2 separate regions of the Homo sapiens genome follow, and region 1 is linked to region 2. Evidence: chromatin contacts called from ENCODE Hi-C or POLR2A ChIA-PET data. All regions are on one chromosome and are shown on one strand. The core of a region is the stretch at or near the end of the contact, and the rest is flanking DNA. Distances in the headings are between cores, read along the strand shown. Region 1 has its middle 18 kb from the start of COX7A2L. Region 2 overlaps MAP4K3 (mitogen-activated protein kinase kinase kinase kinase 3).

What was found. A loop is a pair of places that touch in the nucleus more often than their neighbours do. ChIA-PET counts read pairs that join two places held with the same protein, here RNA polymerase II (POLR2A).
Region 1: a loop to region 2 is called in a map of posterior vena cava, with 24 times the contacts of the local background. The contact joins two enhancer-like sites. A Hi-C loop is called at or near these places in 1 of 168 maps with a recorded cell type or tissue (posterior vena cava). POLR2A ChIA-PET finds 5 or more read pairs at or near these places in 1 of 52 experiments (endothelial cell of umbilical vein).

The regions. Positions count from the first base shown.
Region 1 is chr2:42,339,667-42,347,291 of GRCh38, reverse strand. It overlaps a transcript of COX7A2L not described here. Among named protein-coding and RNA genes, the nearest start is that of COX7A2L, 18 kb to the left of the region's middle. RefSeq lists enhancers at 5,458-6,365, 6,366-7,274 and a silencer at 6,509-6,803. Within about 2 kb of position 4,610, at least 14 of the 41 ENCODE cell types and tissues checked have a DNase peak (open chromatin) inside an H3K27ac peak, as active enhancers do.
Region 2 is chr2:39,428,718-39,436,359 of GRCh38, reverse strand. The region is part of intron 1 of MAP4K3 (mitogen-activated protein kinase kinase kinase kinase 3); the gene reads left to right. Among named protein-coding and RNA genes, the nearest start is that of MAP4K3, 4.7 kb to the left of the region's middle. Within about 2 kb of position 4,444, at least 3 of the 41 ENCODE cell types and tissues checked have a DNase peak (open chromatin) inside an H3K27ac peak, as active enhancers do.

The DNA.
Region 1 (7,625 bases), core at 3,361-5,860, 2.9 Mb before region 2:
CCTATCTAGCAGTGTTGAGAGTGCCTGTTTCTTTTTACCTTTGTCTACATAAAATATTACCAAACTTTTTGATCTTTGCCAGTCCTCTAAGTGATAACATTTCTTTGTGGTTTAAATTGCCTTACTAGGCCGGGCGCCATGGCTCACGCCTATAATCCCAGCATGTTGGGAGGCTGAGGTGGCAGATCACTTCAGCTTAGGAGTTCAAGACCAGCCTGGGCAACATGGTGAAACCTTGTCTCTACAAAAATACAAAAAGGGCTGAGGCAGGAGAATCGCTTGAGCCCAGGAGGTCAAGGCTGCAGTGAGCTGAGATTGCGCCACTGCATTTCAGCCTGGGCGACAGAGCAAAAGCCAATCTCTAAAGAATTTTTAAAAAAAAGTACTCTGGAGATAAATGGGCAAAGTACATGAATAGATAGCTCATAAAAAAAGGAAATATAATTTAACTTTAAAAAGAATAAAACATTTTTTTAAAAAAGATATTCAACATCACTAATTATAATAAAAAGCTAATTTCCTTTTTTTTTTTGAGACAGGGTCTCACTCCGTCGCCCAGACTGGAGTGCAGTGGCTCGATACTGGCTCACTGTAGTCTTGACCTCCTGGGCTCAAGTGATCCACCTCACCCTCCTAAGTAGTGGGACAATAGGCGCTGTTGCAGTAAGCTTTTGGGAGAGACGAGGTCTTGCTGCTGTGTTGCCCAGGCTGGTCTTGAACTCCTGGCCTCAAGCAATCCTCCTGCTGTAGCCTCCCAAAGTGTTGGGATTACAGATGTGAGCCACTTGCCTGGCCCAGAGTACTTATTGATAATGCTAAATGTATTGGTCTATTGGGCTGACTTCCTCAGGAATAGTCTCTAGTGACTCCTGAGCCAAACCTCTTCTGATTGCAAGCTCCAGAAATTCATTAAATCCAGCTGATACACAAAGGGAGATTTTTCAGAACCTGAGCGAAGCTGGGCCTCACAAGGACTGCCTTCGAGTCCAAGGTACCTGTCCTTTCTGTCACTCTCTTGATTATGCAGCTGTTTAATTCTGTCTCTGCAGACCAGCTTTCTCTGTTTCTCATTGGATTTGGAAGGAAATTGTTGTCCAGCTGCTGGCAACATGCCCTTAATTCCAGGAGAGAGAGAATGTTATTGTCCCATTTGGGTGAGGTGTCCTCCACTGGGCCAGTCAGCTGTTTGGTGCCAGGCTGTGGGGGCAGATGCAGGGAAGGAGTGCAGGCTGCCCTATTCTTGGATGTTAATTGACGGTGCAGAATCTTTCGCTTTATTCTCAGAGTTAGGATTATGCCTTCTAAGCACGTTACTCTGAACCCTTGCCAGGTTGGTTTGTTTACTCAGAGGAAGACCCTCCTCCCTCTCACCGGCTCGTCTCTTCTCAGTGCTGTCTGGATGAGATGCTGTTAATACAGGGTCCTTCCCTCTACTCACCTCCTCCAGGCCATGCAGTTAGGCCACGGTGCTGAGTAAGTGCGGTCCTACTCTTCACAACAGTGCTCTGGGTTCACATGACCCCGGGGGTATGAAGACTTCATGGGGTACCCACACAAGGATAGTTTAAGGGAATTATTTTAAGTCATCCTCCATTATACCTCCTAAAATTAAGCTGCTGCAGAGCACACCTGGCTTAAGGGGGTCCTGTATGATGGTCTTTCACTCTGAAAGGAAGGCAGACCCTCAGCCATTCTTGTCCCACCAAGGGGTGTTGCCCTGGAGAGTGAAAACCATCCCTGGGGCAATGTAGGAATATGTGCAAATATTGGTAACATTGAGGAAGTGTGTGTCTCTAATGACTGACAGTTTTTTTTTTTGCAATTTAGAGGTTTTTAACAAAATTGAAGGAGGAGCCAGCTAAGTTGTCACTTGATCATTAAAAATAATTTTGTTTTTGTTTTTGTTTTGAGACAGAGCTTTGCTTTTGTCACCCAGGCTGGAGTGCAATGGTACATTCTCGGCTCACTGCAACCTCCGCCTCCCGGGTTCAAGTGATTATCCTGCCTCAGCCTCCTGAGTAGCTGGGATTACAGGTGTGTGCCACCAGACCTGGCTAATTTTTGTATTTTTAGTAGAGACAGGGTTTCTCCATGTTGGTCAGGCTGGTCTCGAACTCCTGACCTCAGGTGATCTGCCCGCCTCAGCCTCCCAAAGTGCTGGGATTACAGGTGTGAGCCACCATACCTGGCCTAAAAATAATTTTGATAATAGATCACACATGACTTATAACTCAGGAGTTCAAAGAATTGTGATTTTGCTATCACGAAACTTCATTCCCTTCTGTTTATGAAAACAAGGTTTTTCAGTGCTTATATCTGTAAAAATAAAAATGGGAATGGAATTGATGCTGAAATTACCTTATTTTAACAGTAAGCAAGATTTATCCATGGAAACCGGAACCAGCTCCCTCCCTCTAATTGCGATGCCTTTTTTTTTTTTTGAGGCGGAGTCTTGCTTTGTCACCCAGGCTGGAGTACAGTGGCGCAATCTCAGCTCACTGCAAGCTCCGCCTCCTGGGTTCACGCCATTCTCCTGCCTCAGGCTCCTGAGTAGCTAGGACTACAGGCGCTTGCCACAACGTGGGCTAATTTTTCGTATTTTTAGTAGAGATGGGGTTTCATTGCCTTAGCCAGGATGGTCTCCATCTCCTGACCTCGGGATCTGCCCACCTCAGCCTCCCAAACTGCTGGGACTACAGGCGTGAGCCACCGCGCCGGGCCTGCGACGCATTCTAAGACAGATTTTCTCATACTTTGTTTTGGTCAAATATGTACTAATAGTAATTGTAATAATTCAATCTAGAACAAAAGTATTTCTAACACTTAGAGTTTATGGTCACAGGAAATTTAAACAAATTTCAATTTTAGAGTGTTACAGAGAATTATGTATGAGCAAAAGGAGACTTTCATTCCTAAAGTTGTAGTAGGGTAAATGTTTTGGGACAGAGTTGTAGGTATGGGAGTGGAATGGAAAAACACGTGTAAGCAGAGGTTTCTGACTGTTGTATAGATGTGTATTTTTAACCAGATGAAGGTGGGTGTCCAACTGCAGTGGAGGTTACATTCCGTTGGATACATTTAGAACTGATTTAATAATTTAGCTAATATTTATAACAATAGAAACTATACTTTTTGCAACTATTTAAATTTAAAATGAAGAATTTTACGTATTAAGCTTAGATATGCATAGATGTAAATTTTTTTTTAGGGTACACAAGGGTAAGAAAGGTTGAAAATGGCTACTTTACACTTGTCCTTGTAAAGCAGTGCCCACTTATCCCTGGCTTTGCTCTTTCTGTCAGCCAGATTCCCTTTCAGGGTCTGACTAGCTTTCGCTCTCCTTCTCGGCCCCTTCATCCAGTGTGACTTTGCTGTGAAGCTGTTGGGTAAGGTGAAGGTTGGTGTGGCTTTGATAACACTGGCCAGCTTTCGTTTATTTATCTGCTTTTTTCTTCTCTTCATGTGTGTGGCTTTGGGCAGGCTCCCCTGGCTTGTCTGACATTGAGGTCTGTTCATCCCCACGTCTTCCTTCTGATTTTCCTCATGGTCAAAAGCTTGGTAAACCTCTCACTTTCTGTCCCATTCATCTTCAATAGCTAGAGGTTATACCTGGGGCTATAAAAATTGGTTGCTGAGAAATTCTGATACTGCCTGGTCCCAGTGATTTAATACATATATTTGACGTTTTGCCTCCACACCTCCTAGGCTGGGTCACTATTTAGTACCACAGACTGCCCATGTCGGGTTGGCTGAGAAATGGGGCCCTGTCCCTAGAGCTCCTCTTGTCGGGATCATTGGCCGGTATCTTTGGCTCCTCAGGGACTCCCTAACCCACAGTCTTCAAGGAGTTGCATTAATTCTCTGTTATTCTAGACATTTAATTAGTGCGCAGAAGCACACACTATTAGGTGCTGGAGCCTCAGAGATGAACCATGCTTAGGGTCATTTTCAGGGTGTCTCTCCACCTCTTAGGGTTGATAGACCACATGGCTAGCAAACGGCCTTGTTATTGAGGAATTCTGCAGTTATCCTTCACCTGTTCTGATCTGGGAGCTCTCTGTGACTGGCGGGGTTTGGTGACTTTAGAGGAGGCTGCCCGGGTGGGTGTGGTGGAGGGAAATCTGGCTGTGGCTGCTGTTCTGGGAACCCATGTCATGCCTTGGTGGTAGCAGGTCAGGCCTGGTAGCCTGGAGGGCGGCAGCAGCTGACTCTTGCTCTCATGACGTGAACGAGAGCAGTGAGGGTGGCTCAGCACCTCCTGAGGTAGGAGGGGAGTGGGACGATCACTTGCAGTCTCCTCTGCCATCAGCCACTGTCACTTGCATAAGCTGGAATCAGGCCTCCTGACCTCTGTGGCTCCACGGTGCCCGGGTGCGGCACTGCTGCAGGATGTGTTGGGATGGGCAGGTGGGGGGCCCAGATGCTGCTTGCCCAGGGTCCCAAGACTGCTGGAGCTGACTTCCCAGGGGAAGTCTGCTGCAAAACCCGAAACGGGGGGCGCTGAATGGCCAGGAAGAGCATTCTTTAGGTCATATTTTTTTCCTTGAGTTCTGACACAGCCCTCCTGGGACATCCTGCCTTCTCTTGTTCTGACCTCGTCTATGACATAGATTAGTCATGGTCACATGGCTGTGCCTCAGGGCCAAAGCACAGGTCTCTACACTGCCTAATGTGTATTAGCCAGATTGGAATCTTTGCTGACTCCAAATATCACATTCCAAGCTGCCCCAGGCTGTGAGAAATGGTGGCGTTGCCTCCCCTTTGGCAGAGAAGGTTTTAGGAAGAAGCCTTGGAAGGGCTGTAAAGTAAAGCAGATGGAGTTAGGGACCTGGGTTTTCCAAGGCAGGGAAGGAGAGGCTGAGTCTGTGTGGGCCGTACCTGGTGCCTGCCTGAAGGGCCAAGGAATAAGTGGGTGCAGAAATTGGGGTGGTTTCTGAGGGCATCTTGCCAAGCAGAGAGCTCAAGTCCCTCGTCTCAGCTCTCCTAGGGAGAGGGAGAGAGCAGGGAAGGGCAGCTAGGCTAGGGTGGAAGAGGCAGGCTCTGCTGGTCCAGGGCCCCCTTCAGGGTTCCAGCTGTACCAGGCTTAGGCTTCAGTTGTGAGTGTGGAGCCCTGAGCTCAAGCATGGAGGCAGCGTGGTTGCTCAGCTCAGCCTCTCATAGGAAGACCTGGCACCAGTTCCGGAAGTGCCTCGCCACTAGAGAGGGTGGGGAAGGTCAGATGCTCTAGAATCAGTTCATACCTGGGAGGGCTTTAACCCCATCTTCCCCTCCCACCTGCCCCCTGCTTAGGCCACAAAGCCTCCATGTTATGTGGCAGATTAATTTGAAAATTGAGTTGCAGCTGAATGAGTTGATGTCTTCAAAGTTCAGTGGTGTTTGATTAGAGCCGTCCAGAGACTAGACTTGCTCCCAGGAAATGATTCTGACTGAATAATTAAAGTGAATAAAGGTTAGATTTGTGTTTCAGGCCAAATCTGTGTTGCATTCAGCATCTCCAAAACATGAATTCCATTAATCTTTCATGAACTAGCATTAAATTACTTTCAATTAGTTGTCATTCTAATTAAAGTTGAGTTACACAGAGCAGCCTTTGTTTATACTTGGTAGCTGTTCCCTTGCCTCCTCTGGAACTAAGTACTCTTGAGCAAATTGTCATTTGGAAAGTTGGTTTTATAACTTTGTGTCCCCCCACCCATCACTCTGAGTCAGGACCTGTTCTTTGAGCTGAAGGATGTGGGCGCCCACGGCAGCAGGAGGGCTGGGGGAGCACTGCTGGCTAGATTGAACCACATGACTTGCAAAAAGCAATCCCATGGCTGTGGGAAAGGAAGTTAAGGAGTGTTTAAGGTAGGCCGCCCAGCCCAGGCAAGCTTGGGCAGGCCTTGGGGTACCAAGTGAGGCATGGTCTGCCCAGGTGGGACTTGGGCAGGTCGGGAGGGAAGTGTGCTGCCCCCTGCGACGCCATGACCTGGCTTATTCTGAGCCTTTATGCCTTAGGTGTGGGTGGCCTTGCTCCTGCCAAGGGGTAGATGTGAGTTCTCATCAGGGCCTGTCTGCAGCCTCAGTCTCCTGAGGGCCAGCATTCCACGCTCCTGTCTAGTGGCCACAGCAGGAGGGGTTGAGGGAGGACTGAAATAAACCACTGTGTCCCCCTGTGGGACTCACCCATAAGTTGTCATCCAGCATATTTTTTCTGTTTGTTTTCTCCATTGATTATGGATGTGACACGTTATAACCAAGACAGAATCTCTAAGCCAGCGTGGGGATTCTGCAGGCTGGGGCACTTGAGGCCCTTCAAACCCAGGATGCCAGAGGTGAGCTCGCTTTCTTTGGCTCCAGGTCTGAACAGAGGTTAGAGGTGCCGACCATTTGCCCCACCTTTGCCATCAGTAGCTCTTGAAGCACAAATCATTCCTTCTGCAGTGTGCTGCGCAGTGGAGACATGGAGAAAGGCGACACTGCTCCTGGCCTCCCGTGCTTGCAGAATGATGAGCACAGTCAGAGTGCAGTGGAGCGGCCCAGTGCAGGGCCAGGCCCCGGGAAGGTGAGAGGAGGAATGGCAGGGAAGCTCCCACTGGGGCGCTGTTGAACTTGCACCTCACGTGAGTAGGTGATTTCCACTAGAGGACATGGGGAAGGCATGCACTGAGGTGTGAGGGCATCTCGGGTGCGCCTGGGGGGTCGGGGAGAAGAGAGGAAAGGCAGGATCCAGGATGAGAGGAAGAGGCTCAGGCGTTACGGAGCACATTCCTGGGGCCAGGCCCGAGAGCTGGACTCTGGCTGGTGAGCAGGGTGTGTGTCGGGACTAACCACCTGATCCAGCAAGGATGTTTTTGTTTTGGTTTGCTTCTTTTGAACCCACAGTGGCAGTGTGGAGGACAGAATGGAGAGGAAAAAGACTTACAACAATTGATAATTAAGAGTTGTTATGAGAGCTGATGGGGGCCTGGGAGTGACAGCCGAGGGCACGAGAGAAAAGAATGGATCCCAGGGGCGCGAGGAAGGCAGAGTGAACTCAGTGTGACAACTGCCCGTCCCTGGAGAGGGGAGGTTGTCTCTGGGGTACCCCCAGGATGGTGCAGCTTGGCTTCTGGGTGAGTGGGGAGTGGAGTACAGAACCTGGGGGTAAACAAGGCAGGGCGTGTTTCTTTGGAGAATGTGGGTTGCCTATGGGTCTTCTAGGTGAGGAATCCCATAAGCATTCGGTCTGAGGAGAAGGCGAGGGATCTGGACTGGAGTTAAAACTCGAGACCGAATATACAGGTGGCTGCAGAAACCAGGGGTGTCTGCGACATTGTTCAGAGGGTCGTGTGGGAGTGAGGAAATAGAATGGGGGATAACCAAGACTGAACAAGGTGGGTGGAGAGGAAGAGAGCAGCGAGGTTCACGGGTTGTGTGAACAGAGGAAGGTGGACACGACAGAGAGCACACTTGGGGTTCCATTCATGTAAAAGCTAAAACCAAACCAAAGTCTTCAGTGGCGACAGGAGGGCAGAGTCGAGGCTGCCCTGTGGGAGTCCCTGACAGGAGCGGGTCACAGGCCGACTTCTGAGTGCTGGCAGCATCCCAGGTCTTCCTCCAGGGGTGGCTGTGTGGGTGTATATGTGTGCACAATGCGCTGAGAT
Region 2 (7,642 bases), core at 3,195-5,694:
TTTCTTTTAATTTTCCAGAGTAATGACTTTTTTTTTTTTTTGGAAAGAGCAACTTTGTTTTCTCTAAGTCGAATTGGACTGCGATGCCATTTAAACTTGTTTTTTAAAAAGTGACTTGAATACTTAGGGAAGGTACTGGTTTGACAAGGTTAGAATTCAAAGTCCAGTAGCGGTACAGCATTCCTGTTGTAGAGGGACCACTTCTAAATGTGGGAAGATAAATCACTCTTCCCTGGCCAACTCAACTCTTGGCCTCACAGTTACTGCCAAGAAGAGAGGAGGTTGTTGCCAAATGTGGCAGCAGTCTTGATTTAGTTGTGTATCTTCTTACTGGTAACTGAAGTTGAACTCCTCCAGTTTCACATAACACCTGAGGATGCACAAAGAAACTTAATTTTGCATTGGAAAGTTCAGTCTTAACTTTATTTTGCCCATGTTTAAGCAGGTTTTTACTCTTCAGTGTAATGCCTGTGGTAACTTACATATTTAATACAGTGCAGCCAGTGTTCTGCTTTAGTCTGATTTTCTGGATGATCTACTTTTCACCATCGTGGATCTCATCACTTTTCCTACTATGCAATATAGATATATTGAGCCCACCTACAATGTATGAGATACTTGGCAAGTAAGCACTTTGGGTTGTAGCAGTAAACGATAGACTTGGTTCCAAATCTTCCTAAGTGTTTCTATTTTTTTGGACAAGGACAGTATTAAATAGCCATTTAAATAATTATTGCCGTTTAATTTTGTGATGCAGAAAAGAGTATTAGGATCAGGGTTATGAGAGCATGTAATAGGAGGACCTGATCCTGTTTAGGGTATCAGACGCTCATCGCCTTTCAGCTGAGATCTCAGAGATGATTAGGCGTTGCTTAGGGTACTGGGGAGAGGGGATTACGCCAGATAGGGGAGCATGATATGTGAAGGCTCTGAGGCCCGATGTGAAAGAAGGCCTGTATAGCCTGAGCAGCCAGAGCGGGAGGGTGGCCCTAGATCTTGCAGGCCTCTTAGTTCTCATTAGGAGATCGGACTTGTTTAGGACAATGGGGAACTATTGCAGGCTTTTAAGCAGAGGAGTGACATTAGATTTAGGTTTTTAAAAGAGCTCCCTACTACAGCATGAAGAGTGGAATGGAGCAGTTGGGAGGCCACTGTGATAGTCTAGGTAAGAATAATGGTGTTAAGGAATATGGTGATGACTGTGAAAGTAGAAGTGGATGGATGCAAGTCACTTATGACTGGTTGGGGGAGTTCGCTTATATTGCGATGAAAAGTTAACTAAAACTCGATGAATGTATACGTTTTAGGTGGCAGGGTATACAGTGAATTTTTTTACAGGACTAATTGGCTGTGTACTTGCTATATTAAAAAGAACAGTTAGTAGTTAAGCCACATGATTAAAAAGCAAAAAAAAATTAGGGCCTGTAATTTCCTAAGTGTAATAGAGGTATACTAAGTTGGTTAATCTTGTCATTCGTTTAAAATAATGATAATACTAGCTGATGTTTATGGAATGCTTGTTACTTGCCAGGCACTATAAGATTTTTCTAATTAATCCTAACAGCAACCCTGTGAGATAGGTGCTATTGTTAACTCCATTTTGCAGTTGAATAAACTGAGGCACAAGGAGATTAACTTGCCAAAGTTGGTAGGTGGCAAAGCCAAAATTTGAACCAATTAGGGACTGTATTCTTAACCAATTGGCAGTGCTGCCTCTCTAAAGATAGGAGATGGGCAGATAATGTATTACATTTCCAGTGGAGAAACTGAGGCACACATTTAGTTTAGCATTTGAGTTGTAGCCACACTCTGAGTCAGTGTAGATCTTTAAGTAGTAGTTGGAATACCTAATTCCTGCTGTGCCACAAGGTCTCACTGTTTATGTAGTCTGCCAAGTGGATATCAGATAATAGATGCTTGGTCCCTGCCTGCCAGACTCTTCCAATACCAGTGACCAAAGCAGAGAAACTTCATGTGGTTCTTGACATCATGTACCCCTGCCTGCCAAACTCTTGTTTATGTTTTTGTCTATAATCAAGTTTATTCTATAAAGTTACATTTTTTTGTTATTTGTTTTGCTGTTTTAGTTTTTTCTTATTTATACAAATTAATTGTGCTAGAGAGAAGTACATTTTGTTTTCAAAAGCCAATATATATAATTTGTTCCTTAATTTGTCAGCATTTACGTGCTAAAAATGGAATGATTGGATTAAATAAATAAGAGATCCGATTATAGTCATTCTTGGAAGGTTGGTGGAGATTTTTATTTTGAAAATGTTTTCCTACTCAATGTAATAACATATTTATTGTACTTAAGGTGGCGTGGTTTAGTTCCAAAGCACTGAACAAGGATGTGGACAATCTGGGATTTATTAGCTATGTGACCTTGTGAAATCAACCTCTCAGAGCTGTTTTGTTGTGGAGATATTATTACCATCATATGCCCTTCTTCTTTTGGTATTGACTAAATGACTCAAATTTTACTTAGTAAGTAAGTTATCTTTATTTTTTTCAGGCCAATGCATATATACATTTTATCTGCACTGTCTAAAGTCGTATCTTGTAAGTGTCGTGTAACTCTGCAGGCTTTATCTGTCATGAAGTGCCTGCAGCTTGGGTTACCTAGGGACCTAGGAGCTGGCAACTGAAGCTCTTTAGTTGGGCCTCAGGAGGCCCATGGAGTGCTCTGAAATTAATAGGCTTAATGTTGTATGTATTTGTGTTTTTCTGTGGAGATGGGTTATAGCATTCATTGCATTCTTAAAGAGCTTCATGATCCAAAAAAATGAAAAAATGATCCATAGGTTTGCCATTCAAAAAAGTTTTCTTGGAGAAATTAGGTAGTTATAATAGATCATAATATGATTTTCACATGCATTGTGCCATCTTTTGTCAGGCAGTTTTCCAGTTTAATTTTTATTATTCCTACCCTTTAAGTCTTGATGTCCTTATGTTTTTCTAGATTTTTTGCTAGAAAGAAGCAGGAGATAGTAAAGCTGGAGATGGGATAAGGCAAAAGAAGTTTTGAAAGAATAGTCTCAATATGGTTTCTGAGGAAGTATCTTACCTAGTCTTATGGTTTTAGTCTGGTCCCTGTGAATGATTCCTAGCCTGTGTATCCAAGACTGGATACACAAAGACTCCAGGCTGTAAGCCTTAGAGTCATCTTTAGTGACTTCTGGACTGGGCTTCTTAGGCATTAGCTAAATTCTGTACACAGGCATTTTCCAAAGTGTGGTTGGGGTGCTTCAGGAAAAGCCATACCATGAGTAGGTTAAAGACTGAGAAGTCCTATGGTAAAGAAACCTGGTAAACTTTGCTTAACCTAGCAAACTCCAAACTTACTTGACTATTAGATTCTTTTTCTCTGTAATACATATTGCTTGTCCTTAGTACTAGTGTTTTGTAGAACATGCTTTGGAAACGTTGATATTGATTTTTTTTCACCTTTGTGTGTTTGGAAGCCATTCCCTCTGAAGCACGGGCTGCCGTGTTGTTAAGCTTCCAGGTAGGATTCACATCGTAGTCTGTGTAAATAGATTTAAAGTGTCTGTGAAAGCTGGCAGGAAAAAAGGTGAGGATTGGGCAGTAAAATAAGGAAACCAATTTATATGCATTTAGATAATTACGTGTTAGTTTATTTGTAATTATGCATCTTTCAAGGTGTTCTATTTAATATCATCATAGACTAATTCTTCCATTATAATCAGCATTTGTGAGAACCTTTCTGGAAAACTCAATTCTTAAACCTAACGGATAAGGAATATGAAGACCTTAAGCATTTAGAAAAGAACATTTGAAGGAAGCTCAAACATTGTTATTTGGAGTTATGCTCACTTCTATTTACTTCCATTTAGGATAGACTCTAATAGACTCTAGAGAGACCAGAAGAAATGGCCCTAAACTTCAGAAAGATCATTTGAAGTTGAATAAGGTAGAATTTCCCATCATCAGTTGCTATTTGAGATGAAAAGTGACAATGAAACAGGTAGCGAGGTAATTTTTCTAGAGTGTTTGAAAAACAAACAGGTTTTCTGACTTTGATGCAGATCTGATTACCTAAAGGAAGTACTTACCTCCAGCCTTTGATCTGTATATGTATTTATTGGTGAAACGTATCTAATGCATCATTTTGTATTAAGAATGAATAGTAAGTTCTCTCATGAGAGTACATTGAACAGCCATCATACATTGAACAGCTGTAATATGAGAGGAAATGTGTTATGAACTGTGAGTAGAGTAGCAGAAATGACAAGGCTTGGTACTTGGTATTTACAGGAACATAAAATGTGTACCTGCTATTAGCTGTCATAGTTTGAGATCAGAACCTTTTGGTTTCCTCATTTATATCATATTAAATCTCTTGCTGGCTGAGAGACTCTCTAGATACTCCATAATTGCACAACCGACCTCTGTAGCACAGCATAGTGATTTGAGAACAGGGTTCTGGAGCCAGGCTGCCTAGTTTCACCACCCACTAGCTTTGTCCTTAGGCCAATTACTTAATCCCTCTCTGTGTGTCTCAGTTTCCTCAGCTGTAAAATGGAGATGCTTAGAAAAGTGCTTGGGACAGTACCTGACACAAAAAAGTGTGGTCATTGTTAATTGCTGTTAGTGTCTAGAAGTATTTATTATTATGTATTTCTCCTCCTACTGTCCTTCTAACCAACTGCATTCCTCATGCTTTGCCTCAGGGTTTTTAGCTTGCTGTCTCTGCCTAAAATCCACCCCTCCCCACCAATATCTGTTTGGCTTGCTTCTTCGTTTAAAGTCTCAGCTCAAATGTCATCTTTTAATGAGCCTGCTCCTTTCCACCCTACAAAAAACAGCACTTCTCCCACCACTTTCAGGGATACAGTTCAGGGATGGATCCAGGTTTTACGGGACCTGAAGTTGATGCAGTTTTGGGGACCCTCATTAAGAAAACAAAACTAGAATTAAAAAAGGTATGAAAGTGAATCTTTAGAATGAGAAAAGATATCCCAACAAAATACTGTAACCTTAGGTCCCTTTCTTCTGAGACTTCCTTAGGCATTTAATCACAAATGCTCACAAAAAAATGCTTTCTGATGACTCCCTGGCTCCCTGTCTCCACCTGGAATACTCTACATGTCCCAGCAACTCTCAGCACTCATAGAGGACCATGCAAGTGAAGGGGCCTGAACTTTAAGTTTTGTTAGCTTCACAAAAAATTCAGTTGGACTCTTTACTTAATTTTTAATTATGGCATGTATCACCACATGTTTATTTGTTTATAGCCTGTCTCTTCCCACTAGAGTATAAATCCAGGAAACTGGTGATTTTGCTTTGTTCATTGCTGTATCCCCAGAGCCTAGAAGAGTAGCTGACCCATATTAGGTTCTTAATAAATATTTATGGAATGAATAAATGAACCAACACGAGAGGAACAAACCATGGCTACATGAGTTTAGAGGAAGGAGATCATTATTTCTGACTGGGAGAAATCACAGCAGGCCTTGCAGAGGAGGTGGCATTGGGCTTGACTTAGAGTTCTGGCAATAGTGGGTACAGAATGAGTTAAATGTAATGGGTTATTATTAGGTCTTAAATCTAATCAGTAGGGTTAATGTATCTTTGGCATATTAAGCAATGTTCATAATTGTTATATGCATATGAAGATACTCCGTCATTTTGAACTAAATACCCCTAGTGACTGACTAGTGAATACAGCAGTAGGCTATCACATATGACTTTTATTTTGTTTTTTTTAAAATACGATTAAATTGGGCTTTTAGGAAGAGGACTTTGTTCACCAATACAAAAAAAACCTTCGATTCAAGAGATGAAATCATGTTTCTTTTTTAATTTTTATTTATTTTTTCATACCACCTTTATATGTACAAAAATCATATTTCTTTTCTGCTTTAGGTTTTTTTTAGTCTTTTTTTGTTCTGGAAGATGCCACATTTCTGAGTTCTAACTGCCTTGACCTGATTATAGGTTTGGTTTCCTAATGTAATAATGTACTGCCTACCTTAGCCCTTAAACTCTATAGAATAATTTTAGATTTGACCATAAATTTACATATGTTGAAATAAGACACTTATTTTGTTTGTTTAAGCTCTTAGAAATTTGAGATTGTAAAAATTCTTTCTGTATAAAGGATCATCTACCTTACCTTGCTCAAAGAATCTCCTCTTCATCGCCTGTATGCTAACCTACATACACCATGATAGTAAGGCCTCCCCAGCCATGTGGAACTGTGAGTCAATTAAACCTCTTTCCTTTATAAATTACCCAGTCTTGTGTATGTCTTTATTAGCAGCATGAGAACAGATTAATACATGCCCCTTCCCAGCCAGTCATAAATACCACCCACCCACAATTATTGTTCTCCTTTCGGTCACCATGAAAGCTCTTTTAGAACTTTGTATAAATGAATCATGAGTGAATTGCCTCAGCACTTTTGATGAAAATCAGTTGACAGTACACATGTGAGTATATCTGGACTCTTGTTCTTTTGAGCTGTATGTCTATACTTTCACCAATACCTCAGTGTCTTGTTTACTGTAGCTTTATCAAAAGTCTTGAAATTAGGCAGAGTGGGTCCTCCAATTCTGTTCTACCTTTTCAAAATGGTTTTATCTATTCTAGGTCCTTTGCTTTTCCATACAAATTTTTGAATCAGCTTTTCAAGTTAAATATAAAAGCCTACTGGAATTTTGTCTTAACTTTAAATTTTGAGATACATAATTCTAAATTCATTGCAAAAAGAGGAAAAGAGGTCTCATGTACCCAACACCCACCTTCCCCCAGTGGTGATATCTTTACATACCTATAGTGCATTATCAAAACGAGGAAATTAGTTGGCACAATACAGTTAACTAAGCTTTAGTCAGATTTCACCAGTTTTTGTATGCATTCATTTTTTATATCTTTGTATATAATTTTGTGATATTTTATATACACAGCCTGCTGGGATTGTGTGGGATCTGTCACTCAGTTAGTGGAGAATTGAGATCTTAAAAACATTGAGTCTTCTGATCTATGAATATGATATACCTTTACATTTATTTAGATGATCTTTATCTCATCAATATGTTGCTTTATTTTAATTAATTAATGTTATCCCTGGCTTTTCCTACTAATATTGCAGTGAAACATAATTGTGGAAAACTTCTCCAGGATTGCGTAGTAATTATAATGTGAGCCATATTTTCAGTTTTCATTAAAATTCTCATTGTACTAGTAGTTTCTGACTTCCTTTGGCTTAGTCTTGTTCATTTTTAACCCTGAGCATATGGACTCCTTTTTTTTTTTTTTTTTTTTTTTTTGAGACGGAGTCTCGCTCTGTCGCCCAGGCTGGAGTGCAGTGGCGCTATTTCGGGTCGCTGCAACCTCCGCCTCCTGGGTTCAAGCAATTCTGCCTCAGCCTCCCGAGTAGCTGGGATTATAGGCATGTGCCACCATGCTGGGCTAATTTTTGTATTCTTAGTAGAGACGGGATTTCACCATGTTGGCCAGGCTGGTCTCGAACTCTTGACCTCGTGATCCACCCGCCTCAGCCTCCCAAGGTGCTGGGATTACAGGTGTGAGCCACTGCACCCGGCCCATGGACTCCTTTTAATAAAAATTGACAAAAATGAAAGGGAAACAGGCAAAATGACTATTTAAAAAGATA